Linked DNA regions of Mus musculus: regions 2, 3 and 4 are each linked to region 1. Evidence: chromatin loops called from intact Hi-C (ENCODE). Cell type or tissue: heart. All regions are shown on one strand. Links, peaks and the distances in the headings refer to the core of each region. The heading gives the core; the rest is flanking DNA.

Region 1 (7,342 bases), core at 1,140-6,139:
GAAACAGTAATGAAGCTGACAATGAAAGAATGATGAGTAAGACATGATCGCTGCCCTCTAGGAACCTGAGAATTCCCACATGCACAACCCTTCCAGTTCTAAAACCTAGCTGAAGTGCTGCGACCTATCTAAAGCTTTCCCTACAATGAACAGAAGAAAAAGCAACCCTTTTAAAAATAGTTTTAACCTTCAGTTGTCACTTTCTATTCATTTTAGTGTTAGTTCTAAAGTCTTAAGTCACAGATGGAGAGAGAGTTCAGTGGTTAAGATTATGGGCTGCTCTTCCAGAGGACCCAGGTTCAATTCCCAGTACCCACGTAGTGGTTAATAATCATCTATAACTCCAGTTCTAAGGAATCCCTCTTCTGGCCTCCAAGAAAACCAGGCACACATCCTGGTGTATAGACATATTACAAACTATATACAGAAAAGAAAAAAGCAATAGTCTTCATCACATGAGCTACTAGAGATTCATATTTCTGTACAACTGACTCTTTTGCTATATATATCTGCAAAGCCTAGGTTACTGTAACCATATGAACACAAAAGTAAGATCTGTGGGATAGCCCAACATCAGTCTTTCCACACCTTTTAGTATGCTAGTTACTACACACGGCTTCAACTGAAATACAGGCAGCTCTCAGTTTTACTTACTGAGGTAGGGTCTCTCGGGGCTGGCCAACTCGGCCTAGTCTAGCCAGCTATCTTCCTCAGGAAACTTGTGACCGCCTCCTGAGAACTAGGATGTCAAACAGCTGCCATACCCTTGCATGGGTTTTTCAGGATCAGGGCTCCAGTTCTCACACTTGAACAAGCAAGTTGCTTTATCCACTAAGCAATGTTCCCTGACACAGGTAGCAATATTTTAATAGGCCATATAAATGAGATGCATCTGACCTATTTCTGTCATTCATACATATATATGTATATATACACACACATATATACATACATGCTTATCAGTACAAATATTTTTTCTGTTGAACTTTAATTGACCTCTCAGAAAACTAAAATGATACCTCCTGACAAGTAAAACTTACTGACTAAATAAAGGAGTCCTCTGACTCCCTTAGCTATAAAAGGGAGCTGTTAATTACAAAATCTGTACTTGGGGGCTAGAGAGTCAGCTCAACAGTTAAAGAGCACTCACTGCTCTTACAGAGGATCCATGTTCAGTTCCCAGCACCCATAAAGCCAGCTCACTACCATCTGGGAACCCAGTTAGAGGATCTAGCACCTTCCAAGGGCACCCAGCACACACAGGGTGAATACACATACATGCAGGCAAAACACTCATTTACATAAAAATGAAAAACTTTTTAAAATCTATACTTTGTGAAATTACTGATTCATGTTTAGCCATGATCCTCTATATTCTCTATGATAATGAAGTCAACATAATAATCAATGGACAAGATATCATGCATTCTGGAAAAAAAAATACAAACTGTTGACTCTAGTCACTACCTCACTTAAATGCTCATTTAAAACTAGAAGTCCCTTAAAGCACAGCTCAGATACATTAGCAGTTAATCCATAAAGCCTTAAAGCTATACAACAAAAGCCTGACCTAATCCATTTAGCAAATTACTGGTAATTCTGAAACCCAGGGCCACAAATATAGAAGTTCTATGGAATACCTTTATTTCCAAATTTTAACACAAGTCTTTATAAGAAGCATTAAAACAAGTAAGCTCTGGTAGTGTACACCTGTATCCCCAGGAATTCAAGACCGGCCTGGGCTGTACTGTGAAACCCTGCCAAAGAATAAAGATTAAAATGGCCAAGGGGGTGGGAGGGCAGGGCTGAAATGATAGTTCAATAGTGCAGTTGATCAAGTGGCAAATATGAATCCACAATGGAGTGAGTAAATTCCCAGGAATAACCCGACCACTGAGGAGCCAGCAATGAGTAGGCTCGAGGCTCACCTAATCAGCAAGCTCAAAATGAAGGAGAGATCGGGTTACAAAAAAACCAAGGTGGATGACCCCTCACAACACCCAAGTCTGACCTCTGTCCCACACATGCAAGCATACACATAAAAGATAAAACAGCAAAAACCATCAGTTACAGCAAATTACTTAGGTTTGAGCACGTAATTATATATCACCAGTGTTTTGTGTAACAATGAATTTTCAATCATTAAACCCTTAGGATAGTAATGTGACCCTTAAGATAAAATAAAATGTGACAACTGTTTTCTAAATTTATATTTTGATGTGATTTTTCCAGACATCAAATTCCCAATAACAGACAGTATAGGTGCTTGTATTATATTGCAACCTAGGGGAAAACACAATCCTCGCTCAAAGCTGTAAAACAAAGACTAGAGGCACGGCTCAACAGCTAAGAACCTGTACTGCTTTTGCAGAGAACCTAAGTTCAAATCCCACCACCCACATCGACAACAACTCACAAGCACCTGTAACTCCAGCTTCAGAATCATGTCCTCTTCTGGCCTCCTTAGGCACCGATGCACATGCATGCACATGCATGCAGATTAATCCAATGGCTAAGAGCATTTGCTGCTTTTGCAAAGCACCTGAGTTTGGTTCCCAGCATTTGTGATGAGCCTCATAAGTGTCTGAGCTACAGCTCCAGGAGATCTGATGCCCTCTTCTGGCTTCTTTGCCAGATATACCCACAGTCAGTCACAAATAAATACATGAATTTAAAATTAAAAATAAGGGGCTAGAGATACGGCTTGCTGTCTAGTATGTGCGAGGTCCTGGGTTCAATCGCCAGGCACCAAAGAGATAAAAAATGTTGTAAATAGAAAATAAAACTATACCCATCTCCATTCACTGATGACACTGTAACCATCACAGAATGTACGTTTAAAAGGGAAAACCCTTAGTCCCAGCAACTGGAGAGAGTCAGGTGGATCTCTGAGTTTAAGGACAGCCTGGTCTATATTACGAGTTCCAGGCCAGCCATGTTTATAGTGAGACTGTCTCAAACAAACATAAAAGTAAATGGGAAAGGACCAATAATGCCTGAAATTCTAACTGATGTTACATGATTCGTTTACAAATGACGCTCACCATTATCAGAACAATCAAGTGGAGAGGCTCCTGAGGTATTTTGTCTTGATGGTTATGTTTGCAGACTGGGCAAACACTTCTGCAGAGTGCTACAGGACAGATTCCTGGGGCAGGGTTAAGTGGGTGACTAGATGAGCTTTTAAGTGTCACTTCTAAAATTCCCAATCTACAGCACGTGGAAAAGGAGAAAACATTCGGCCTCGCGACTAAACGATCTGTTTCGAATCCCAGTGAGCGTACATACTCGAAACTTGTCCCTCCTCTCCCGCTACAGAGATTCCCGGAGATTTTCGCAAACAAAGGCACGGAAAATATGCACAGGTGGGATAAAAAGGGGAGTGGCAGAGGCCAGGCGGCGCTCGCTCGAGACAGCGCCCCCACGCCGCCAATTTTCCCGGCCGCACCTGAGAAATCACTGCCATGCACACCTCCACCCTCAGGTGACGGCGTCCGGAGCGAATTCCTCGACCTATAACCCTCCGCCTGCACCTTGGTCGGACATTGGGTATTGTCTGCAGCCTCCAGCGCCCAGGAAAGGCACGGAAGAAAGAGAGAGAGAGAGAAAAAAGAGAGAGACAGACACACACACACATACACACACGAGAGAGAGAGAGAGAGAAAGAGAGAGAGAGAGAGAGAGAGAGAGAGAGAGAGAGAGGAGAGAGAATAAAGAACGAGAGGGAAATCAAGCGATCGGCAAGCCGCGCGCTCCTTTCGCCAAAATGAGCGTCCCTTCCTCGATCCCACTACCTAATTCGGGTCACAAAAGCAGACCCGCCAGCCCAGAGAGGCTGCAACCGGAGCTGGCCGGCGCGGAGTCGCGGGCGCCCTAGGTCCCGAGCAAGGAGGCAGCAAGAGAGGGAAATGGGCGTGTGGGTTGGGCCTGGCTGGCCCCAGGCCGGGCTGGGAACAAAGCCGCCCGGCTCCCCCTACCTGGAGCTGGGGCGTCGCCCAGGCGCGCGGCGCGGGGATCCGAGCGGCGCCCCTTCGGGACAATGGCTCCCTCCCCCGCCGTCGGGCGCGCGGTACAAAGGCGCGGCGCCCGGCCGGGCACCCGTCCGCAAAGTCAGGCAGAGGCTGGAGAGGGGACGGCAGCGGCCGTCCAGGGCTGCGGCCCGGGCCCCTCGGAGGGAGCCCCAGGCAGCCGCCCCGTCGCCTCCCCGCCCGCAGCCGAGCGGGCTCTCGCGGCACAAAGAGGCGCCGGAGTCCGCGGCGCGCCAAGCCCGGGGCTCCCGCCGACGGCGCGAGCCGCTCTGCTCCCCACACTCACCCACAGCTCGGTGCCCCAGCTCATGGCGGAACCTGAGGCGACTGGCGCCGGCCGGCTGCTCCCGCTGTCCTCTCTCGTCCCGACTTTCCCCTCCTCAGCGTCTGCCTCGAAAGCTGCCGCCACCACCACCGGGTTCCCCAGTGAGTGAGAGAGACACGACTGAAGCGAGCCGCCGCCGCGTCCCCGCCTCCCGGCAGCGGGGAGGGAGGGAGGGAAGGAGGGAGGGAGGGGGCCGGGGCCGAGGGGAGGCGGGACGGCGGGGAGGGGGCGGGCCGCGGTGCACCCTGGGATCGGGGCGGGCCCGCACTCGCGCGCGCGGGGGCCGGCGGGGGTCTCCTCCGAACAGCTCGCCCGGGGCGGGGATCCTCGGACCCTCGGCGGCGTCCGCTCCGGCCTCCGGGCTCAGCAAAAGCCGCACTCAGACTCCCGCTCCAAGATGGAGAGCCAGGGAGGACGCCCACGGTCCCTGCCTTGCTCGGAGACCCCCCCCCTCAAAGGAGGCGACCCCACACGTCAGCGTTCTTTGCGGAGCCCTGACAAAGAAACCACGTCCAGACGTTGGAGCAGAGGGGTGTGTGCGTGTGTTTAGTTAAAAAAAATCTGCCTTCGTAAGGTAACTTCTCCGTCCAGGCTTGGCGCTTCAGCCTGGGATCCCCGGGAACCACAGACCTGTAGAGGTCAAACGTCCAATGTGAATGCAACGTGTCACACGACGTGTCTGGTTTTTGTTTTTGTTTTTAATAAAGCATTTTGATTTTATTGTAAGTTCTTTCGGGAAACCTTTTTTTCTTTTTTTTAAGAGGCAAGCGATCCCGTAATCTTTTGGGGACGTTGCCATGGTAAAAGATAAGACTTGGTGGAAAGCGAACCCGACTGACACCTGCAGGAGGTGAGACGCTGCTGAGCTTGCCTGAATTCTAGGCTCGTGGCTACCTCCAGGGACCGGTCTCTCCCTCCTCACAGCCCTTCAACAACCTGTTCAGAGCCTGAGGCGTCTCTTGCCTCCGATAGGAATCTTGGCTGCAGACGACCTCTTGCTTTTAGCTGTGCTGAGTTATTTCCCAGCCTGCCTCCACTGGCAGTCAGCAAGTTTGGCTGGTGCTACTAGATACCGCGTACAGTCTGCTCACTAACTCCCCAGCATATGCTTTAGTATTAATTGCTTGTCGCTTAAAACACACACATTTTCACTCTAGAACCAGTAGAGTACTCTTCAGTGAGTCATGACAACTGAATGCTTCAAGGTCCCCCCACCAACGGACGTCTTATCAGCCTTGAAACTCCTCCCTACGGGACCGGGACCGGGACCAACACAGGTGTTCCAGCTTCTTCCGCCCCAGCCTTCCTGTTTACCTAGTTCTGCTCCCCATTGAAGTCCAGGCAAATAGCCAGAGCTCTCCAGGCAGTCTAACCACCACTCACCAAATTCTTTGCTATCCTTTTCTGAGGTAGGCTGAGCAAATGAATACTCTCTTCTAATTAGGTTAAGGCCGGTCTTTTTTTTTTTTTTTTTTTTTTTTAATGTTCTTTGAAAGTCGCTGAAGCCAAGTGTGATGACGCACACCTGTAATTTTAGTGCTCCGGAGGGGAGAGGCGTAACTACAGGAGTCAGAGGCTAGCCTGGGTTACAGAGTGTGCAGTGGTTGGAGGGTGGGGGTGGGGTGTTGGTAAGAGAGAATATCTTCCTAAGAAATAACTTCTTTCCACCATTTTTCTGGATTTCTCTATTTCAAAAAGGCCTGTCTCTGTCAAAGTATGTCTTCTAACAGTCACCTCTCCGGTCTCACTCTCACTCTCTAGATAGTATGAAGTTACTGTAGCAATGTCTCCTTTAGAGCTATTCCAGTTCTAAGATGTAACTTACCTACGCTCTGCCGTGGAAGCTAAGAAAGACCTAAGGACCATAATTCAAACCAAAATTACACCTCTAAGAGGCAGAGAGCAGGTGAATCTCTGAGTTCAAGACAACCTGGTCTACATGTGGAGTTCCAGGATAGCCAGGGCTACATAGACCGTGTCTCAAAAAAAAAAGTAAAATAAGCTATTAGTCATATTAACACTATACTATCAACATAATTCCCCAATAAAGCATAAAGTTTTGTCTTCAAGCTGAGCCATTTTCCTTTCCCTAAAACTTCTGAATAGGACTTCACAATTTAAACAACTCACTGCCTTAAAAGTAAAAGCAGATTTTGAGCTGAGGTTATGGGTAAAGCACTTGCCCAGCGTGGATGAGACCTTGCTTAGAGTTCAATTTTCAGGTCTGGAAAAAACAACGACAAAAAACACAGAACCCTAGATTTGAATTAACTAAAACCCAAGCAGCTGGCTACACCTGTGCTACACAGTGTAATTTTTAAAAATTACATCATCAGTTTTAACTACTGTAGCCTGGTCTGCCATGTTCAACATCTTGGGCACCACAAAAATAAAATCAAGTTCTTACAATACAGGAATAAAAGTGTCTATTGTTATATTTTGTTTTAAAAACTAATATTAATCAAAAGTAAAAACATATACTATCTAAGTCCTTGTTCCTAAAATAGTTGATATTTAGCTAGGCAGAGATGTTTTACACACACAAATGCTATTTGTCATGCAGCCAAATGCTATTTCACAGAGGTTTTGTGGGGGAATTTGGGGTTTTATTATCATTGTGTGTAGTATGTGTCTTAGTTAGAGTTTTACTGCTGTGAACAGACATCATGACCAAGGCAACTCTTATAATGACAACATTTAATTGGGGCTGGCTTACAGGTTCAGCGGATCAGTCCTTTATCAAGGTAGGAACATACCATTGCCCAGGCAAGCATGGTGCAGGCAGCGCTGAGAGTTCTTCATCTCTATCTGAAGACTGTTAGAAGACTGGCTTCCAGGCAGTTAGGACAAAATTCTTATAGCCCACACCCACAATGACACACTTCCTCCAACAAGGCCACACCTACTCTAACAAGGCCACACCTCCTATTATTGCCACTCTCTGGGCCAAGCATATTTAAACCATCACTGCGTGCATGATGGTGGTGCA
Region 2 (7,342 bases), core at 1,505-6,504, 71 kb before region 1:
ACAGTCAGACATTAGGCACAGCTTGGAGAATCCTCTAGAAGAGGGGAAGGAAGGGTTGAAGGTGCCAGAGAGGTCAAGGACACCACAGGAAAACCTACAGAATCAACTAACTTGGACCCAAAGAGACTGAACTGCTAGCCAGACAGCATGCATGGGATGAACCTAAACCCTCTGCACATATGTACCACGTGTACAGCTCGGCCTGTGGGAGTTCTAGCAACGGGAGGGAGCCTGGGCTGTCTCTGACTTTTGCCTGCCTTTGGATCCCTTCCCCTAACTGTGCTGCCTTGTCTAAGCTCAACAAGAGAATAGATGCCTAATTTTTCTACATCTTGATATGTCAAGGTTGGTTAATAGCCATGGGAAGACTCTCCTTTTCTGAGGAGGAAGGGGGAGGGGTGGGAAGTGAGGTAAGGTGAGGGAAAGGGAAGACAGACTAGAGAGGAAGCCATCAGGATGTTAAGTAAATAAACAACATCATCATCATCATCATCAAGCATCATACCATCAAAAGGGTAGATTGCTTTGCAGTGTCCAATAGCAGGCAGGGGATCATCATCTTCGAACTCATCATCAAACTCACTGTGGTGGCCATGTTGTTGGGGTGGCCCACGAACTTCTTGGTTTGCATCATCAGTGTAACTTCCCTCAGGGCTAAAAACCATTAAAGTATCTCTGATCAGGTCTGGCAAACACGAGACTGCTTTGTGTCTTATTTAGAAGGTGATCTCAAGAGAAATTGTCAGTGCCATACTTCTATATTGAGTGCGATTTTCAAACATTAACTATGCAGACTGAATGTGGTAATTCAAAACGATTCTTCACTCACTTTCCTGAAGTAAACACTTCAAAGATGACAATGTCTAGAGCAATGGTCAGTAAACACACCTCACTATTCCAGGACCTAAGGAGGACATGGAACAATGCGGTAGACACTAATTTCTCATGTCAGAGACATTCCTGAGCAGAATCACCCAGGCCTACGGCACCACGGGGAGGTTGGCTGTGCCGCAGCTCCTGAGAAGCCATGAGCACAGCATGTGCATGGAGGCGAGCAGCTCCTGGCCTACAGGGCAGATGAAGGCCTCTGCCCAGGACGACTGCCCTAAGAAAAGCTCACTTCCTTTTCTCCTTTAACCTGGAGGAAAACTGCAAGCTTAAAAAAAAAAAATCAGATGTAACTTTAAATCTAGCACAGGAGGAAGAACAGCCAAGAGGTAGAAAAAACATTGAGTTCTATGAATATTATCTAGGCTACCTCTTAAATTATTTAATGAAGCAAATTTTTATTCCAAGACAGTATAAGAATTCATTTTGCTTAAAACCAAGACTCCAAATTCTAATAAAATGAATTCTAATTGATTAAAGGAAATTAGTATGTTAGAAAATCCAAAAGAATGGAGTGTGTGTGTGTGTGTGTGGTATATGTGCACAAAAAAACCCATTTAACCTGGGGTTTTAACCTAGTAACAAAGTCCAGTGACCTGGAGCTCTCTTCCTTCCTGGAATCAGAGCAGCTGGCTAGGAGGCACACGATCAAGGGTTTTTACCTCTAAACACCTTACACCACTTCCTTCAGCACTGACAACCAGATACAACCGGCATTCTAACTTCCATTTTGTGTTTTTAGAAAATTGAGACAGGAAATATAAAAAATGAGCCTGCTCAAATTATGCTGTAATGATTAGACCAATATCTGATATTAAGCCAGTCAAATTTTTTTAAAGCTGAAGCACAGTTTACTGATTATCTTATGACAGGAAAACAAAACCAAATCCAGCATAGTAAGGAGGAAATGTAACAAGTAGTATTCACAAGCAGACCTTGCGGAAAGCTAAGTTGAAAACTGCAAACTAGTAAGATGTAACTCTTTTCTTCTTCATCAAACTCTAAGCAATTTGACAGCACTTTTTTTTGGGGGGGGGGTTGTCATAAGTTATCCATCTCCACATACACCTCAGTGGGATCTCTCCCCTCCCTGGGCTTCCTAAGCCTGCAGGGTTTGGTGTTTTTTGGTATTTTTTTTGTTCTGCTTTGTGATATTGTTGTTGTTTTTATTCTTAGGTACTAATGGATGTGATAGACTAGAATTGAACACGAAATTTCCTATTTTACCTACAACTATTACCTAATATACAGAACAGTTTCAAAAGACTGAAGTTATTTGATAAAGTTAGTAATGGAGAGAAAATTGAGAAAAAAGATGGACATTAAATGATTACTGAAGTTAAAAATTAAAATGAAACAAAACAAACCCTGACCTTTCTCGTCCCTGTGTCACAAGATGATTTATGTCACTGCTGTGTCTTCTGTCACCTCTTATACCTGTTTTGCCTTCAACTTCAGAGAGCCATGCCTTCAGAAAAAAACCAAAACACCAGACAGGTCAGTAAGTTTGAAAGTTCCTAAGGAACCCTGAATTAAAATGCACTTTGAGAGACTTTATGATTCTTAGAGAAATTTTATTCCAATGTATATAGTGACTAGGTTTATAGTTGAGTGTTTTGTTTGTTTCTTTTCTTTTGTTTTGGTTTTGTTTGTTTGTTGACAGAGTTTCTCTGTGTACTCTTGTCTGTCCTGGAACTTGCTCTGTAGTCCAGACTGGCCTCAAACTCACAGAGATCCACCTGCCTCAATCTGGAATTAAAGGTGTGTGCCACCACTGCCTGGCCTTTTATAGTTGAATTTTAAAAATAGTATGTTTAGTTTCATATGAAAGTTCAAATAACAAAATGAGTAGGCTGTTAGTTTGATAATTATATATTATAATGATGATACTTTCAGTTCATAAATTTTAAACTTATATTGGTATGTAAGTCTGGCAAAATCGAATCTATTGCAATAAAGTTTATAAAATATTTAAAAATGCACTTTCATCTCCAAATGCTGAGTTAACAAATGTACCTCATTCTTGTGGATTTCCATTCGTAAGCGGTCAATGTTATTCATGGTCTCTGCTAATTTAGGCTGCAGACTTCCTGGATCCCCCATCTGTGGATTTTTCTCATACACATCCTTCATTTTGTTGAGTGCTTCTCTGAGAAACAAAAGGAAACCACAAAATTAAGCATCCACTTCATGTCCTTTCAGAGTTCCGTTTATCTTTAGAGAGTCAAGTTTATCTGAACCTTAAAAAGTCACACTTCTAAGTTTGGACAAATATATCCTAATTAAAGACAATTTGTGCAAGGCTGTGTGTGTGTGACTACGTATATACAGTCAGTAATTTAAGGAAAGACTTTTAAAATGTGTATTGCTTGAGTGTTTACATTTACAAGACTTCTAATGGAAAGAAACATTTGTCCTGTCTTGAGATATTACTTATACATACATGAGCTTAGTAAACAGCTGGTAGAATATTCTACAGTGTTCTTACATTCATTGTTTCTCAAACCAAATTCATTAGTTTGCTTTGTTTTGAAACAGGGTCTCACTAGATAGTCCAGGCTGGCCTTTAACTCTTGATCCTCCTAACCTGTGCCACCATACCTGGCTCTAGAGGAAACATTACTTTATTAGCATTATTCTGCCAGCATCCCTTATCTCATCCCCACAGCATCACTGTCCTCCTACTCATCTGTGCCGGAAATAGTAACCCCACCTTTAACCATGCACCCCCTTCAGCTATTTGCCAGTTCCTGGTAGCCTGCCTCCTCAGATTATGCCAATCAGCTCTCTCTGATGCTAGTGCCCGACCCTGCTGACCAGTGCTCCTTAGTAGTCTGTTCCTGCCTAACCTGAGGCCTCCATTTCCTTCTCTCCTCCTCGCCTCTGCTTTCTTAGCAATCATTCACTGGCTGCTTCTTTGTTCGACTTTTAAATGTCTGTTATATAAATGACAAGGTTTTTCTCATCTCATCCTACACTCCTCTTTAGAATGTTTTGATCTTCAGATGATTCTGCAGTGTCTGTCTCCAGGTTTTTAAGTCCTAGATGTATAGCTCCACACTCACCTAGACACTTTCCATATGGATTTTTCACAAAACATAAGCAAAATCTTTACTTTCACCCAAACTTCTTTTTCTTTTTCAATTAATTTTATAGCTCTCTCAGTATCTACAAGTTAGTTCCACAACAACTTCCTTGCCTCCTCTCCTGATCTCTGATCTACTTAGATACGAGGCTCGGTGACCTTTAGAACAGTTGCTACCACCTAGTTGAAATTGCTAAGACCCCGACCCCCACTACCAGCAGACTGGTACACGTAGTTAAGACTTTTCCTAACTCATTCTTTTTCCCTTATCCTATTACTTCACTTACACAATTTCTAACCAAGTTCCTTCTCTCCATTTATACAGCAAGAGCAACCTCAGATGGCTATTCTGAAGAATTTAATGACATGTTTCATGTAAAATGCTTGATGTGTATGATAATCCCTCAACCAATACTGAACTCAATTTATACATTAAAAAGTGTATAAAATAGACGAGGTGGTTGGTGCAGGCAAAACTACTTTTGGCAACCAATTACCATGATTTGGGTTTCTGTTTGTTTTTTGTTTGTTTGTTTGTTTGTTTTTACAAATTTGTGGAATTCTAACAGGGACTAACAAAATGCTATAATGAAAACAAAAAACAAAAACCAACCAACCAAACCCTGACATTTGATTTTTACTTATCTAATATGTAAGCCATAATGTTTTCTAGTTTAGGTCATTTTACTTTTCCCTAAAACAAACAAACAAAGGTGTGTCACGGGCTGGAGAGATGACTCAGAAGTTAAAATCACTGACTGATCTTTCAGAGGACCCAGGTTCTATTCCCAGCATCCACATGGAAGCTCACAACCATTTCTAACTCCAGTTCCAGGGGTCTGCTGGCCTCCACAGGCACCAGGCATGCAGGTGATACATAGATATACATGCAGATCAAACACTCATACATAATGAAATAAAAATAAAAAATTTCAAATGTTTCAAAAAGTGTTTCAATCGGGATATATGATTTGGGGGAATGATAGGATTGAACTCGGGTCCTCATGAATGCTAGGCCAGCACTTTTCCCACTGACTTATCCCCAGCCCAGAACCAACGATCTGGAAGCACTCTGTGTCAGTGTACACAGCACTCATTAGTTCCAGAAGGGAGAGCAATGAGGGAGGGCTCAAGGAAACGCTACTTTTGGTCTGCTTCCTTCTGCAGCCCTCGGTTAAGCTCGTCAATGCGCTGCTGTAACTTCTTCCGCCTCTGCTCTGGTGGCAAATGACTGAAATCTTCTAGTGCTGGGCCCTGAAAAGAGAGCCTAAATCATTATTGAGACACTTTCAGATATGTTGTTTCTTAACTTTACCTTTTTTATAAATGAAGCAACTAACTTCAATTTTTATTTAGCTTCAACTTAAAAAAAAATCTATACAGATGTATTAGTAAAATTCAAAGCTTAAATTTCATATTTATAAAAACATGAAAATAGGCAGGAAAAAAAAAAGAAATCTTACCAAATACAGGTAATTATGAACTATATTACATTATTTCAAGTCTTGACAGTTAAAATGAATACACACAAGTCTTCTTACAGCAACAACAAAATGGGAACACACAACATTTCTCATTTATATTATTGAACTACTCTGTATGTACTCTTACATAGAATTCTTAAGGAAAAAAATCCAGTCATGACATTTAGAATGCCATGAATATGCTAAATAAAAATACGAGATTCATAGCTGAGCAACATAAGCAACTTACCGCATGAAGACAACTAATTAATATATATTTCAATACTGCAGTTAGTTTTTGAATGATTATATTTTCTAGACCATTCTTTGGAAACAAATTAAAATCTGATCATTAAAAAATTAAAGGTATAGTCTACGGATCAGAAATTACATACATGGAATACACTTCTGGTCTTATGTGAAACCAAATGACAGACCTCAGGTGTTTCTGAAAGCTATAACCCCTGTTTTCTCTGTCTGTCTGTCTGTCTCCCTCCTCTCTGGGTGAAACAGCAGGCTCTAGCTACAGTGTGTAACTCACGCCCAGATGCTCTGCCTCAGTCTCCCCAGTACTGCCCTTGCAAGTGCATGACACCATGCCCAGGCCGCATGCAGTGCTTTAGGGAACATTCCTCATCAGAAAGGTTTTAATCTTCTCAATCTCGGTGAATTAAATGTTAGTTAGTATAAAGGTGCAGAGTCTTCTACTATCATGTCTTTCTCCTAAAGACCATGCCTCACTGTGTAGCCTTGCCCTGGACTCCCAGCTCTGGTCTTAGTTTCCAGGTGTTGGGGTTACAGGAGTGTGTCACTATCACCACACTCAGTCCCATTTTCTTCTTAAATGTCATGTTAGTCATTGTTAATTCAGCTACATTCTATAGAGATTATAGTAGAATATTATTAACTACAGAATCCATTTAATAAAACCTGTATTAATATATTACATTCCAAAATAATACTTATTCTTTATTTTTCTCAAAATGGTTGAATATGAATACTATTCTCAATTTTTAAGTGCTACTGAGACAAGCCTACAAAATAAAATGCATTCTTTCTTTCTTGACTACTTACGTCTTTAACAGATGCTTAATAGCTTGATTTTACCAGTTACAAGGACACTCTGTTCACTTTTAAATTATTGTATTTGAGTAATGTGTGATTTCCCACCTCCATCTATCTCTATACACCTTGTTCCTGCAGAGGCCAAAAGAGAGCATAGGCTTTTACTAGAACTTAAGTTCCAGACAGTTGTGAGCTACCATGTGAGTGCTGGCAATTGAACCTGGGTCCTCTGTAAGAGCAGCTAATGGTCTTAATGGCCAAGCCACCTCTCCACACCTGTGTCATTTACTTTTAAACAAAAGAAAACCCATTTACAGGAAAAACCATGATCAAATGTTACCATTAATTAATAATAAGTACCTCCAAGACTCTTTCCACAGTGGCCCATAGACTATGGGCATTCAACAACCATAATGACTAAAAGTGGGGCCACTGTTTAAGTGGCTTTTATTTTATATCAGGTACTGTCAATCAACCAAACCTAAACTAAATGATGGAACAACAAAATTTCCTATATAAAATTCCTTTAAACTTACTAGCTAATGACCAATGTAATTTACCAGATTCATTCTAATTTGGGGCCCAGAGATTACACTATCATGTAACAGTACAAAGATAACCTACTTCATATTTTGAAAAATAATTCTGAAAATAGTTTAAGGAAATGAAAACATATTTCAGTTTAACAGGCTTTGGGGGGGGGGAGTTATCATTATCAGTGGGTAAATCTCCAAATATCTGTGTAACGCTAATGCGTTTATTACCTAATAACTGACACCTAATATTTTAACAACAGGAATCAAGACACGTGCACCCCTAACATCTCATTTCAACACTGTAA
Region 3 (7,342 bases), core at 1,491-6,490, 110 kb before region 1:
CACCAGCACTTGGGAGGCAGAGGCAGGTGGATTTCTGAGTTCAAGGCCAGCCTGTTCTATGGAGTGAGTTTCAGGACAGCCAAGACTACACAGAGAAACCCTGTCTCAAAAACAAAAACAAAAAAATTATTATTTTGTTTATTTATTTATTGCGGGTGTGTGGAGTGTGCCACAGCACACAGGTGGATATCGAAAGACAACTCTCTTTCCGCCACGTGAGACTCAGGGATCTGAACTCAAGCCATTAGGCTTGGCAACAACCGCCTTTACCTGCTAAGCCACCTTACCAGCCCTATTTTTTTTTTTTAACACTTATCAAAGAAATCATTTTTATTCTGATCTTGAGATAATTTTTTTAACCTTAAAACTGATGGTAGAAGATCCAGATAAGAAAAGAGAAAATCTAACTCCTATCCCTAATTGTCTCCCCTGGAGGTAGTTGTTATGAGCATTCTCGTGCATATCCCTCCAGACCTCTTCAATCAAAACAGAGATCTTCCTGCTTTCTGTGGCCCACTCGCCTCACTTAATGGTGTGCCCTGGGAATTGGCTCCGGCTGTAAACTCTTTGGCTGCCCCAGCACACACTGTGTATATATATGGCTTTCACATACACACACATCACAATTTATGGGGTACTTAGAGCGTTTCTAGCAGCCTGAGCAACATCCTGTAAGATAACTACCACGTTCAGACCTATAATTCTTTCTACTGGCTCAATTCCAGGAAATGGAATTTCTGCATGAAAATGTATTTTTAAGGCAAAGAGCAGTTTTTAAGTAACCATGGCAGCACACTATTCTGAGCTCGCAGAAGTATAGCGTCACTTGGATGTTAGAATATCCTAGGGGAAAAATGTCATCACTTCTGTCCTTGTTAGCGCGCCAGGAGGGTGAGCTCTCAGGAGGACATCATTCTGGACGCTAACTGGAACCCGATGGCAAGGGAAGCCGGGTGCCAACACTGTCCCTTTGAAGGTTTCAGCCACTCTATAAGCAACAGCATTATCTACATCTTATGGATGATGTAACTGAACCACAAGGCACTTATGTAATTTGTCTAGTCACACAGCTGGGGCAGAATACAAACCTAGGTGGTCAGGCTCCAGCATGATGTACTGGATGGCTGGCAACATCAGCACCATAGTGGCTACCTGTGGGGCTGTCCACTGCATTACAGGCATTGTACTCCTCGTGCTTTGCCTATTTCTCATATGCAAATGGATTATCTTTACAATAACTTTGTGGGGTGAGGAAACCTCAAATGTCTTTGTATTTTTTTTTTCCTAGCCTCCTAGCTTGTCCAGAATCCACCATGCCATCCCTGGGTTCATCCTGCTCTGTAAACGGAAATCTGAGGAGGATGATTAGGGGACCCAGACCCAGATAGCCTCTTCCTCTTCCCTTTGGAAAAAAAAAATCAGACCCAATGAGCATACAACTTCATTTCGTCCGCTGTTTTACATTCTCTAAGTCTGTGTAAATGTCCTCTTCTTGGGACATCTTCCTGGCCACCCTCATTTGAACAATAACCCTTCCAAATAGCCCATCTCCCTTCCAAAGTTTTTCTTTCCTTAGCTTCACAATATTCAGACTCACCATACTTGCAGCCGTCTGTCCCGAGAGTGCTATACCAAATACACACACGCACGCGCGCACACACACACACACACACACACACACACACCACAAAGCCCCCGAGGAAGCACACTTAGTCATTGCTGTGTCTCCTGAGTCTGCAGTAGTGCTGGGCATGTAGAAGATGGTCCATAAATAGTTTGGGTGTTTTGTTTTGCATTTGAGAGGGGGATGACCTCAAATGAATTATGTATTCCAGGCTGACTTCAGACTTACAGTCCTCCTGTCTTAGTTTCCTGAGCACATTGATCACCCGTGTGCAGAGCCATACCCAGCTAGGATACAGTCCTTGAGTGTGTCATTTAACAAACAAACTAAAGACGTGACTAAAAAAAGGGAGTGATAGGAGATGGCCCGGTTGGTAAAATAGTCATCTTGCAAGGACAAGGATATGGGTTCGATCCCCAGAACCCTCATTAAAAACAAAACAAAAACAAAAATCAGGAGAGCCAGGTGTGGTAATACATGGAGTGGAGAGGCAGAGAGAGGCAGATACCTGGGTTGTGGGAGACCGATTGTGCCTAAGGAAAGACTCCTCTGGTCTCTGCACGCATGCGCACACATTCGCACACATTCGCGCACATGCGCACACAGCAGACATAGCAGCACTGCCTTCTGGAAGTTCTTGAGTGAATATGTTTGCCTTTCCTGCTCCTCATTCACCATTTTGACTACAGGTGTCTGAAAACCTTGTGCAGCGGGATGGGGACTTCCTGGTTCGCGACTCCCTGTCGAGCCCCGGAAACTTTGTCCTGACCTGTCAGTGGAAGAACCTCGCTCAGCACTTTAAGATCAACCGGACTGTCCTGCGGCTCAGCGAGGCCTACAGCCGTGTGCAGTACCAATTCGAGATGGAGAGCTTTGACTCCATCCCGGGGCTGGTCCGCTGCTACGTGGGCAACCGGCGGCCCATCTCCCAACAGAGTGGTGCCATCATCTTCCAGCCCATCAATAGGACAGTGCCCCTCTGGTGTCTGGAGGAGCGTTATGGCACCTCCCCGGGCCGAGGCCGGGAGGGCAGCCTGGCTGAGGGAAGGCCAGACGTGGTGAAGAGGCTGAGCCTCACCACAGGCAGCAGCATCCAGGCTCGGGAACACAGCCTGCCCCGAGGAAACCTCCTCAGGTAGGTCTGTGGAGTGCTGGGGCCTCGCTTAGGCGAAGGGGAGGAGAGGGTTTTAGAACACTCACCGTCAGTGGATAGTGGTCACGAGTGTGCATGATTAACCCCCACTTAAAGAGCATCAAAATCAAGTGGTGGAGCTAGATGCGGGATGCGTGTGAGTAATTTCAGTGCTTTGAGGCTAAAATGGGGCGAGTGCCCCAAGTTCAAAGCCATCCTTGACTACAAAATGAGATTCCCCATTTCTAAAACTAAAACAACAACAAAAACAACAACAGGGTCTGAGCAGGGGATATGTGGGGGACACTGCAAAGAAGAGGGGGTTCCAGGGACTTAATGTGAGACGTTCAAGGGCCAGAGGAGCCTGGAGGGTTGATTGGCCAGGCTAAAGTAGAGGGTCTGTGTAAGGGAGGGATGGGGTTAGGAGGAACCCGACCGCACCCCACCAACGCTGATGGTGGAGGCTTTCTGCCCGGCTACAAAAGTTTGGCACAGTGAACAGCAGATCCTGAAGCAGAACTGGGTAGCATTAGGCACAGAGTGGGGAGAGACGGAAGCAGGGGAGCCAGCATAGGCTTCAGCAAGGGCCCAGGCTGGAAGGGGGAGGTGGGGTCGATTTCTGAGGTCTTCAGGGTTAGAGGAAAAAGCCCACCTAGGCAGTATACTAAGGGGAGGGCAGGGACTGTGGACATGCTGTGTGTCAGCATCCAGCAGGGGTCAGTGCTGAGGCTAGGGACTGGCCCTGCGGAAAAGGATTGGCTTGGAGGGAAACAGATGGGGTTTGAAGGACTGGAAGCGTAGAGGGAGGAAACTGGACTCCTGTGCCTCCTGGGCTGAAGTGTTCAGAGAATAGACAGGCAAGGCTGAGAAGGGAGCTCAGTATTTGCATAGGACTTAGCTTCCAGAGACGAGACACCTTTTCAGGGCCAATTGCTGGGGAGGAAAGCTGAGATGTAGCCTGGACCCCTCTATTGCCCTGGCTCCCCCGGCTCCTGGTGTCTCATATAAGTAAGCGTGTCCATTCGCCTCTCTGCTTTCCTGTCTGGGCCAAGAGAAAATATAAACTATAATTTCTTTACTGCAAACGCCTTATGAAATACAGGACTATGTAAGTAACATAAACTGTAGCTGTTGCCTGGTATGTATTAGTCAGCAACTGACTCAGAACCTGTGGCTCCATGCTGGTTCCCATGTGGTTAGCTGTGCAACCCTAGGCAGACACCTTCAACCTCTCTGGGGCTCCCTTCCTTGGTCTGGAAGCATAGACGCTGTTGAGTGAGGGTGCAGGAAGTGGACCGTGTTTACTCTCACAGCAAGCGCTGGTATTCCTGGGAGCTGTTTTTCTCTGCAGGGGAGGCAAAAGTCAGACTTAGGGGCAGGCAGGGAGGCGAGGAAGGGTCTGGGAGATGCTCTTCTGATTGGCCTTTGGAATGTAGAGGCTCTGGGATAGTTTCCCACAGGAAGCGACCAACACACTTCAGGTGGGGGAAGGGCGACCTCACCATGACCAGTGTGGCCTTAATGGGCTAGTCACCCTACCCTGCTGCCCTTCAGTGACTTTCCCACGTCAGCTTTGGCCCACTGCCACCTGCTGCCTGCCTGGCAGCCTGGGGCCCTGGGCAAAGGTGTGTATTTTCAGGCACTCTGCTTCCCACCTATCTAGCCACACTGGACTCCCGGAACAATCTGATGGGTTGATTGTTGATCATGGTGGACACGCCTCTAACGTCCACCAACGTTTCTCCAAAGTCATTTCCTTTAGTAATTTGCTACTTATCTTTGAGTGGTTGCTGGAAGGTTTTGATTGTTTGTTTCCAAACATAGGGAAGATCTTCCGGTTTGTGTGACACTGGGCTATGCTTCCGGAGGACCTGTTTATCACAGCCTGGCTGGTAGAGCGTATCTCTTCCTCTGTCAACAGAATACAGTCTACCGCCGCCTGTAGTTAGACCGATCCCCAGTTAATCAGACCGGACAGAGGGAGTGTGGGAGAAAGTGCCTCCAAGTCACCCTCTACCTTTCCCTGGCTGGTTGTGCGCTGTGCCTCCCAGTTGACTGTACCGGCCACTTTTGCTTCTAACTCAGCAGTTAGAGATCACCTGTGGGTGTTCCCCAAGCCCAGCCAGGAAGATAGGGATGACCGCCACCTCTGACCTGTGCAGCTAATCTGTACATAGAGATAGAAAGTGACCCCCAGCTTCCTCCCAGCTGACATTGAACCATTGTGGAAAAGTCGTGTTAGTTAAATAAGCCATTCCCCCAGGGACTGAGAATCATTTAAAGCTGTTTTTTTTTTTTTTTTTTTTTTTTTAAAGAAGTATACACATTCCAGTTCATCAGATGCCTTCCCACTACTCCCCAGAGGATGGTGACCCATTCAGCACGGTCTTTTCAACAGGATGGAAGGAAGGGCTGAGGAAACAGCCCAGGACTCAGCTGCTCTGGCCCTGGGGACTCTGGCACACCCAGTCAGTTCAGTTGCCCCTCCTCTTCGGCCTTTCCTTTACTGTTAGGGTATGCGCTGCTGCGTTCAAGTTCATTCCCATTCCGGGGAGTTTTCTTTTCTTAACTTTCCCTGAGTGAGTGACGTAGCCTGAAGGAGGGTTTTACTACTTAATAACACGTTTCTGCCTGGTCTCTCTGGCTTCAGGAATAAAGAGAAGAGTGGCAGCCAGCCCGCCTGCCTGGATCACGTGCAGGACAGGAAGGCCTTAACCCTCAAAGCTCACCAGTCGGAGAGTCACCTGCCAATAGGTAGGTGTCGGGGAGTGTCAGGCAAGAAGGTGGTAGTGTGGCCCTGGGGGTCCTCGAACTTTTTCTGCCCCAAACAAGCCACGGGGTGTGAAGATTCCATATCTTGGAGGGGAGGTTGGCAGAACTGTTTGGTTATGGCACGCTAAGCTTAATGCTTTATGCATCCAAACATTTAAGTCTCATAACCAGCCTTCAAAGTGGGCACAGTTACCCTCATTTTGCAGCCGTGGAAACTGAGTAAGTATTGAGTAAGAGGGTCACCTAGCTTTTGTACCCAGGATTTTACATTGCAAACCCTGTTGATATGTGGTGGTCATCATGATAGCAGAACTCACTCCTTAGCTGCCCCCTGCCCCATCAGTGGCTCAGATAGTCTGGGGGCTGCTAATGGAGTGGCTGTCCACAGACACCTTGCTGTTTCTCTGTGTTCTGTTCATAGCCAGAAGAGTGGTGGGGCGTGGAACTTGGGAACTCCATAAGCATTTAGTGCCAGTGGGAGGATCTTTCATTTCTTTTAATAAGTAACCTTCCACAGGGCCACAAAGTGACTTTTCCCAGTGCTCCTTTGTAAAATGTTTGTTTGGCTTATCTCCGTGTGTCTGTCTATCTTCCTTGCATCTCTTGCTCTCTCTTTAGTGCTGCCTGAGATCCACCCTGACTTGGTGACTCAGAGCCTTTCATGCTATGTGGCTGAAGGTTTCCGTTTCTTCTGACGGGATTGTGCTGTTCACTGCCCAAGACCTGTTTCCCTGTTCTGACTGTCCCAACCTGCTATGACCATAAATTGGTGTTAGGGCCCAGCCCCTGGGATTTAGAGTCACCTCTAGAGTGAGGTGGAGCCAGGGACGCCTTCACAGTGTTCTAGACTGCCACAAACCAGAACTGATGTGAGAAAGTCACGGTGTTTTCTTTTGTGGCAAAGAGGAGAACCCAAGGGCATAGGGTGAGAGCTGGGAGCGGTCACTCCCATTTTGTTTTCTGTCCTCCAGACAACTGAGCTTTCTCTGACCTTCTTTTCTCCTCCACAGGCTGCAAGCTGCCCCCCCAGTCTCCGAGTATGGACACAAGCCCTTGCCCCAGCTCTCCCGTGTTCAGGACTGGCAGCGAGCCCACTCTGAGTCCAGCACTGGTACGAAGGTTCTCTTCAGATGCTAGGACAGGGGAGGCGCTTCGGGGATCAGACAGCCAGCTGTGCCCCAAGCCACCCCCGAAGCCCTGCAAGGTGCCCTTCCTCAAGACTCCCCCCTCTCCATCTCCCTGGCTCACCTCAGAGGCCAACTACTGTGAACTGAACCCTGCTTTTGCTGTGGGCTGTGACAGGGGAGCCAAGCTTCCCATGCAAGCCCACGACAGCCACGAGATGCTGCTGACAGCCAAACAGAATGGGCCATCGGGTCCCCGGAACTCTGGCATCAACTACATGATCCTTGATGGGGATGACCAGGCGAGACATTGGGATCCACTGGCAGTGCAGACGGATGAAGGTCAGGAGGACAAGACCAAGTTTGTGCCACCTCTCATGGAGACCGTGTCGTCATTCAGACCCAATGACTTTGAGTCCAAGCTTCTTCCTCCAGAGAACAAACCCCTGGAAACGGCCATGCTGAAGCACGCGAAAGAACTGTTCACCAACCACGATGCCAGGGTCATTGCGCAGCACATGCTGAGCGTGGACTGCAAGGTTAGTGTTCTGTGGCTGTCCCATTCCATTACTCTTAAGGAGGTCTACCTGGCCACACCGCACCTTGCTGGGTCGATGCTTCGTCATAGGGGAGAAAGCCAGACAGTAACGCAGGTGTGGGATTTATTTGCAGGGTGGGAACCACCAGTCA
Region 4 (7,342 bases), core at 1,484-6,483, 60 kb before region 1:
ATAGTTTTAAACTGCATTATTTTTTCCATATAATTAAATTTACTATGTCTCTCTATAAGAAGCAACTTAAAACTTCTACCTCATAACTAAGGCAAAAGAGATACCAAATAAACCTCTCACACAAGAATAAACGTCTCTGTGAGGAGCCTTTCTAAGGGTCATGACTTGCCTCTATTATCCACACTCAGCTAGTGAAGCTGAATGGTAAAAAAGTTGAAGGAGATGCTAATACACTGGGCTGGTCTGTTATTACTAGCATCAGGTGTCTAAAATGCACTTTAATTCTGGGAAAAGCTACAAAAAGAAAAGAGAAAGAACACACTATTTGTGTATTACTGTTAATATTTGTATATTACTGTTAGTATTCGTATATTAATTACTGTTAATGATCTGATGCTATGTATGGTTAGCACACCTGTCTTTCAAATGGCCAAAAACTTCAATAAATTAATCTAAATTGTAGCTGTATAATTAAGAGCATTACCTAAAATTCAAACATAAAAGTGAAAATGTAGCAGGCCAGGCAAGTAGTTTAGTGATATGATTAAGTATTTCGTATACACAAGGACCTAGGTTCAATCTTCAAAACCAAGAAAAACAAAAGTTATTAGCATAATGAAGTACCATTAATTTATTAGTAGTGTAACAGTCATTGCTAAGGGACAATGCACTTGAATTTTTCTAGTCTATACATTTTCATTTGCAGAGTACTATTAAAAAACTAGATGTCTAAGGCTGGTCAATTAATAAAAAGCAAAAGGAAAACTCCAGTAAAAAGGTTTATATTTAGTTTAAGAAAATAAATTCCATATGAATATTGCTCAATAATAACTAAGTATTTTATAGGCCTTATAATTAAATAATACCATTTAGTATATTAATTTGATATATAAGATTCTGTATTTAATATACTTAATCTTTTTAAAATTATTTTTGCTTTTGGAGATATCATTTCTCTGTATAACCAAGACTGCTTTTAAACTTCATATGTAACCCAGATTAGCTTCAAATTCTATTCTCCTGCCTCAGTCTTCCAGGTACTGGAATTATAAAGCTGTGTTTCACTCACATCGGCTTTTTAGTTTTTTATTAAGGTATTAGAAATTATATTTTATGCATCTGAAAATAAGAGGGCATAAAAACAAGCTTGACATTTTACTGTCAACAAAACAAGATTTTATAAAGTTGTTGAAGTCAGCATTAGTGACAAATCATTACAAAGCAACTCCAGTGACAAATTACTGAAAGTCTTAAAAATGTAAATACATTACAAGACAATGGTGGACATATGATTTCACATAAACAAAAAAAGCTAAAATATGACTGTACCCAGCACCCTCTTTATAATACCATTTTTTATGGTTGAACATTTCAAATGTTATAAAGAGGAGTTGTTTTTACTTGAGGGCAGCTATACTTAATTCTGTGGTGATTTTAAACTGTGTCTTTATAGGAGAGCCTTATAATGAGGGTGGAGAGTATTGAAAAGCCACACTACACACACAATTAGGCCATCATGCATTTCAACCCATTATTAAACTTACCCCTCTTTTGAGGCTTCTGAAAGAAGGAATTCTGGGCTTCCCTGTTTTTATTTCATTCATACAATAATGCACGGGCTCAATGGAGAGTGTGAGAAACTGGGACCCATTAGGAGTACTGGATGTGAATAAACTAGTAGGGGTTAAGGGTGGGGACTGTGGCTAATATGGAAATAAAGAAAGGAATCAATAAGCCAAATGTGCATAGTTTGTTGTCCTAAATGAAAATTCTATTTCTGGCAACATATTTTCACAAAATACACTTTAAAGTTTTCTATGAAAATAGAGAATAAACAAAGTTTTGCTAAAGCTATTATCTTTTAAAAGCCAATTACTTTTAAACAATACCATTTCACTTTTTTTTTTTTACAAACTGATAGATTAAAATAAAGAGTATACAAATTATATTAGAACAATATAACCTAGACTAAAATAATTTTTTCTGGATTTCAGCATGTTAGCATCATAATGGATTCTATATAGGTTATATTTAACTTGTACTTGTCAAGAGATAAAGGCATCAACTATAGTTAAAGTTATCACACAAAATACTTCTAAAACTGTATCTGATTACTATAAATAGGCAAATCTTCCCACCATCCCTAGCTTTCCTCTCAGGTCATTTCCTCTTAAATAAGCACCGGTATTCTCATCTTTGTAAGCTCTGGCTCCTCTGCTGTGACCAAGAGAGGTCTCACCACTCAACCTCTTCACTGGACAGTATTATTAAAAGCATAAGTAAAGCCCGAGTTACCAATAAATGTGTTTTTTAAAGACAGTAGCAGTTAGAGAATTTGAGTTAAATGTTATATACTTTCATATGCCAAGATCTAAGTACTAAATTAAATTAATTAAGCACACTTTAAAAATTACAGTGTATCAGACAGAAGGAATACATCTCTCCTTACTGGTCCAACACAACGACTAAATCGACAAGAAAGACAAAGTGCTGGTTTATCCTATTTGCTCTTGTGTTGAGCTATGTTTGCTTAGCTTCCAAAAATTAACAGGACATCAAGATCTGAGGCTTGACAAGAAGAGCAAGATTCTCTTAGTAAACTAGAGGTTCCTAAAAGCTGAAGTTAAATCAAAAACACTAAGCCCTTCTCATTAAAGTTGCATATGGATAATAAAAGGTTATAGTAGTATGAGCTATAGCAGGTAATTTGACGCTGATTATCATTTATCCCAACTAAGAATCTCCACTGTAGTAAGCAGTAACAATAAAACATTGCCTTAGAATTCTGACACTCTATATAAATAAAATTGTAAAAACATGTAATTTAACTAGATATTAAAACTCAGTTAATATTCTTCCACATTATTAAGTGCTCAAGGTACAAGACTGTTTTCTAATTAGTGAAAGATTAATTGAATCATTCAAGCTGAATGAAATTACTCCTCTATCAGTCATAAATTATTATCCATTCAACGTCTTTTTCAACTTACTAAGTAAGAGTTTGATTAGCATATGGGGATTTTTATGGTTTTTACCTTTGGCTTCTTTCCAAAGAGCCACAGCTTGCCCTTGGCCTTCCCCACTGTGGACTTGGAATCCATCTTGCCACTCTCCTGTTTGGCTGCACTGATGGTCCCGTCAGAAATGGTTCTGTAAATGTGCTGACTGTAATCTTCAAATGGAAAGTCTCCTGGAGGTTCAAAGCCAGACTTGAAGGAGTCTACTACCATTTGAGAATCCTATACATAAGAAACAATTTTTTAAAAACAATTTTGTTAACAGTACATTAGCTTTCAAAAAAATTTTAAATAAATTTTTAAAAAAAGTTCTATAGTAATCACCAAAGGCTTAAAGAAAATAATTTCTCCCTCAATGTTAGAAAAAGCATTCAATGTATCAATCCCAAGTGAAAAAATATAACACACACATACTTTGAAACTCTCAACTAAAGAAACTAAAAGGCCCTCCTTTTATTATTATTAAATGTAGGGACTCAGTTACAGACAGGCTCGTTGCTAGCTTTCACTGAAGGGCTTGCTCTGAAGACTTGAGTACATGGTAAATATCTGACACTCTGTTTTCCCCTCAGGATGGCAGAGTCTACTTGTCCATGCTTCTTAGTAACTCAGCATTTACTGAGAACTAATGAGATCGAAGACTATGTTGCCCTTTGCCTAAGCTGTGATGCTTCTGGCTCTATGCTCTCAAGAACAAGACTACGCTATGTCCTTGACTCCTGATGCCCTCTTCTTCCTCCTCCTCATCACTATTCTACACTGTTTCTTGATCAGCTCAAGCACTAGTTCTTGCATTCAAGATGGACTACACAAGATTGATCTGACAACACTAGATCGATCTAACCACATCCTTCTCTCAACTTTCATTAGAATAATATAATTTAAACACATAGTTCAAAGGTGATAATCTTGGATTAGAAAAAAATATTGGAAAGGGGAGGGCTGCAAGTTTCTTTTAAAGAATAAGAGTTGAGCTTATTGTAGGAGTCTAGCTTACGCAAGGCTTTCTCACACAAAGTATAATTAAGAAGCACGTATTCCTTAGGTTACTTTACTTCTTTCCCAAACCATCTCATTAACTCAAATGCACAACTCACCACACGCACCAATTCAGAGACAGCTACACAGTACTTACTCTTCTTTCATCAACTGATTTTGCTGCAAGAATCATTCCTTCTAAACATTTTGAGATGATAGGAATAACTTTGCGTTCTGAGTCTGCAAACCCTCTGTAACATTCACTGAGTTTAATTGTCCTTCGTTCATCCATTTCTTGTAGTTGCTAATAATCCAGAATTCAAACAAGGAGGGAAATTGAATTTTCTATTCTGTAGAACCATTAGTGACCTCCCCAAAAATATTTCTTCCGTATTACACTTTTATTTTAGACCTTTCAATGGTGCCATATAGACTTAATAATTCTTACAATCTAAAGCCTGTTAAATAAATAATAAAAGGAGGAAAATACAAGGCTTTTATTACTGATATTAATAATAATCATCTAAAACATCAACAACTGGCAACCAGGTCTTTGCTCCACACCTCCCCTACCCTTTTCTCTTAAATTTGGGTAGTTTTATGCTTTCAGGAAATGTTCCATTTAAACACCAAACTCTAGCATTAATCCCTGCCCCCTCTTTTAAAGCAATTATCCATAAGACACAAGTCTAAGATGTACTCCTTAAACTGGTTCAGAGTACTTGAGTTAAGACCTAGCTGGATGAAGGATCACAATTGATGGCATACAAACAGGTACCCAGACCTTACTACAGACTGCAGCTCAGAGTTGAGGGCATGAAAGGCAAACAGTAAGTCACATCACCAAATTCCCCCTCGTCCAAACTCACTATGGAAAATATGCTAAGACAGGTACATTCAGTACGTTAAAAGTCATGTTTGCACCCTTGCTCTCAGCCAGTACTGGCCTTTCTCCTCAGCTTCTCAAACTCTACTTCAGATCACTTTTTGTTGTTACTTTCTAAAGTCTGGGGTCTTATTTTGAGACCTTTGCTTTTTATTTCTTTGTTTGATCACAAAACAACTAGACTGCTCTAAGCAAATTCCAAAGTGGCCCCCAAACACAATAGGTAATTTACTTATAAGTTGAATTTTTGTGTCATAATAGTACCATAGGGAGCTGCACTATTAGGTGTGGCCTTGTTGGAGGAGGTGTGGCCCTGTTGGAGAAAGTCGTCACAGGCTCTGAAGGCATGAGCTTATATATAAGCTCCATCCAGTGTGGCAATTAGTCTCCTGGCTGCCTTCAGATCTAGATGTAGAACTCCTAGCTCCTCCAGTACCAAATCTGCCTGCATGATGCCATACTTCCTACCATGATATTGGACTGGATCTCTGAACCTGTAAGCCAACCCCAATTAAATATTTGCTTTTATAAGAGTTGCCTTGGTCATGGTATCTCTTCACAGCAATAAAAGCCCAAACTAAGACAATAACACTAATAATAAACATACAGAAAAGTCTGTGGTTTTAAAATAATAACATCTACTTTTCATATACAATTAGAACAAAATTTATCAAAAGTAAATTTTATACCTAGTGAATCCAGAATACAGAAAAGTCTGTGGTTTTAAAATAATAACATCTACTTTTCACATACAATTAGAACAAAATTTATCAACAGTAAATTTTATACCTAGTGAATTCAGAAATATTCTGATTTCTAAGGTTTAATACTTGAGTTTTGGAACTGGAACTGTATCATCATGCAAAATGCTTTCTTACGTCATGTAAAACGCTAGGTTTTATTTCCAAACTGAAAAAAAAAATTCTAACTTAAAATTAACTCTTTAGCTAGGCATGGTGGTGCATGCCTTTAACCCCAGCCCTGGGAAAACAGGAGCAGGTGGGTTTCTGTGAGCTCAGGCCAACCAGGGAAGATAAACAGTGGAACCTTGTCTCAAAAAAATTCTCAACTAGACTAAACTTACCTTGTAAATCTGAGGAATTACCACATAAAAATGTTTGTGCTGTTCTCCATTAAAATTTTGCAGCTGTGCAGCATATTCATTTTTATTCTCATCAGCCATATGCGTACGAAGGTTCAACTGCTGTTTGGCCTACAGGCAAAAATGGTCCAAATGATTGCCAAAAATAAAGTAATTCATTTTTCTGAAAATTATACCAAACCTAAATTGTGTTATAGATAACCCAACAGCTAATGAAAATGCTTCCAGATCTTACAGTCTCCTTATGACAATCCCTCTGTCCCTATGAGAGCTCTGCTCTATTCAATAATATAAATAGTCTACTTATAAAATTCACACAGAAAATAATAAATGAAACTAAAATCATAATAGATGTAAATGACTAAAACGTTGGGTACTGTAAAACTCAACAGTGTTTCAATCTCTATGAAACCAGAGGTACTTATTTAAAATAGTTCTGCCTTTAATTTCTTGCACAAGGGCAAAGGAGTATTATCTTCTCTGACAAGAATAAAAGTAAAACTGTTAGTTCTAACACAGTGAGTATAAGCTAAACAAATTTCCTAACTGATTGGGTTGGTTTGAATATGCTTGGCCCAGGAAGTGGCACTATTAGAGAAGGTGTGGCCTTGTTGGAGGAAGTCTATCAATATGGACATGGGCTTTAAGACCCTCATCCGAGCTCCCTGGAAGCCAGTCTTCTCCTGTCCGCCTTTGGATGAAAATGTAGAACTCTTAGCTCCTCCAGCCCCACATCTGCCTGGAAGCTGCCAAGCTCATGCCTTGATGATAATGGATTGAACTTCCAAACCTATATGCCAGCCCCAATTAAATGTCCTTATAAGCATTGTCTTGGTCATAGTATCTGTTCACAAGAGTAAAACACTAACTAATTAGACTCTGATCTAAATTAGGAAGTAAGAATTGGTCTCCACAGATTCAACACTGCACACCAGCAGTCTCATGTACATGCAAAGGCTGAGGCCAGAGAGGCAACAGAGTTGCAGCACAACCTGAGCACAACATGGCAAAAGTAAAGGAAGAGAGGGAGGGTGGGAAGAAGTGCGAGTGCCGTGTGTGCTATGTATACATCAGGGCTATGAGTTACACAGCACACTATTTTTTTTTCCTTTCTTTTGCTAAGGATTGAACGTAAGGGCTTTATCCTTGCTGACAAGCACTCTGGTTTGATCCTCATTCCCAGTCCTATCTATCTATCTATCTATCTATCTATCTATCTATCTATCTATCTATCTATCCATCCATCCATCCATCCATCCATCCATCCATCCATCCCTCACTCTTAGGATGCTAGCTTTTACAGATGCAGTTACTTAGCTTCTAACACTAGTTTATAACTCTATCTTGTTAATTCAGAAA

The links. Hi-C counts contacts between places; a loop is a spot of excess contacts. Peaks named below come from ENCODE experiments on the same cell type or tissue, not always from the same donor. Only the 100,000 strongest peaks of a DNase experiment are listed, where the experiment ranks them.
Region 2: a loop joins it to region 1, with 2.1 times the contacts of the local background. A loop is called at or near these places in 8 of 42 quality-filtered maps.
Region 3: it touches region 1 in a loop (2.3-fold over the local background); 11 of 42 quality-filtered maps call a loop at or near these places.
Region 4: it touches region 1 in a loop (3-fold over the local background); 7 of 42 quality-filtered maps call a loop at or near these places.

The regions. Positions count from the first base shown.
Region 1 is chr3:122,615,216-122,622,557 of GRCm38, forward strand. Fnbp1l (formin binding protein 1-like) reads right to left here and starts at 4,499. Exons shown (of 14, transcript NM_153118.3): 1 at 4,315-4,499. The coding sequence starts at 4,338. Gm43568 (predicted gene 43568) reads right to left here. Exons shown (of 2, transcript NR_166115.1): 2 at 7,034-7,342. In heart, for the core only: CTCF peaks have their summits at 2,610 (motif pointing left), 3,406 and 5,221; DNase peaks (open chromatin) are centred at 3,956, 4,466 and 5,616; H3K4me3 peaks cover 3,608 bases; H3K27ac peaks cover 2,774 bases.
Region 2 is chr3:122,544,039-122,551,380 of GRCm38, forward strand. Fnbp1l (formin binding protein 1-like) reads right to left here. Exons shown (of 14, transcript NM_153118.3): 10 at 5,118-5,227; 11 at 2,905-3,037; 12 at 2,262-2,356; 13 at 506-654. Among named protein-coding and RNA genes, the nearest start is that of Mir7657, 6.0 kb to the left of the region's middle. In heart, for the core only: no CTCF peak of the experiment used is centred there; no DNase peak of the experiment used is centred there.
Region 3 is chr3:122,505,813-122,513,154 of GRCm38, forward strand. It overlaps Bcar3 (breast cancer anti-estrogen resistance 3), which reads left to right. Exons shown (of 12, transcript NM_013867.3): 5 at 2,314-2,759; 6 at 5,407-5,510; 7 at 6,539-7,191. Among named protein-coding and RNA genes, the nearest start is that of Gm34349, 29 kb to the left of the region's middle. In heart, for the core only: a CTCF peak has its summit at 3,465 (motif pointing right); DNase peaks (open chromatin) are centred at 3,469, 4,289, 4,839 and 5,219; H3K27ac peaks cover 1,650 bases.
Region 4 is chr3:122,554,868-122,562,209 of GRCm38, forward strand. It overlaps Fnbp1l (formin binding protein 1-like), which reads right to left. Exons shown (of 14, transcript NM_153118.3): 7 at 5,966-6,094; 8 at 4,153-4,299; 9 at 3,036-3,239. Among named protein-coding and RNA genes, the nearest start is that of Mir7657, 17 kb to the left of the region's middle. In heart, for the core only: no CTCF peak of the experiment used is centred there; no DNase peak of the experiment used is centred there.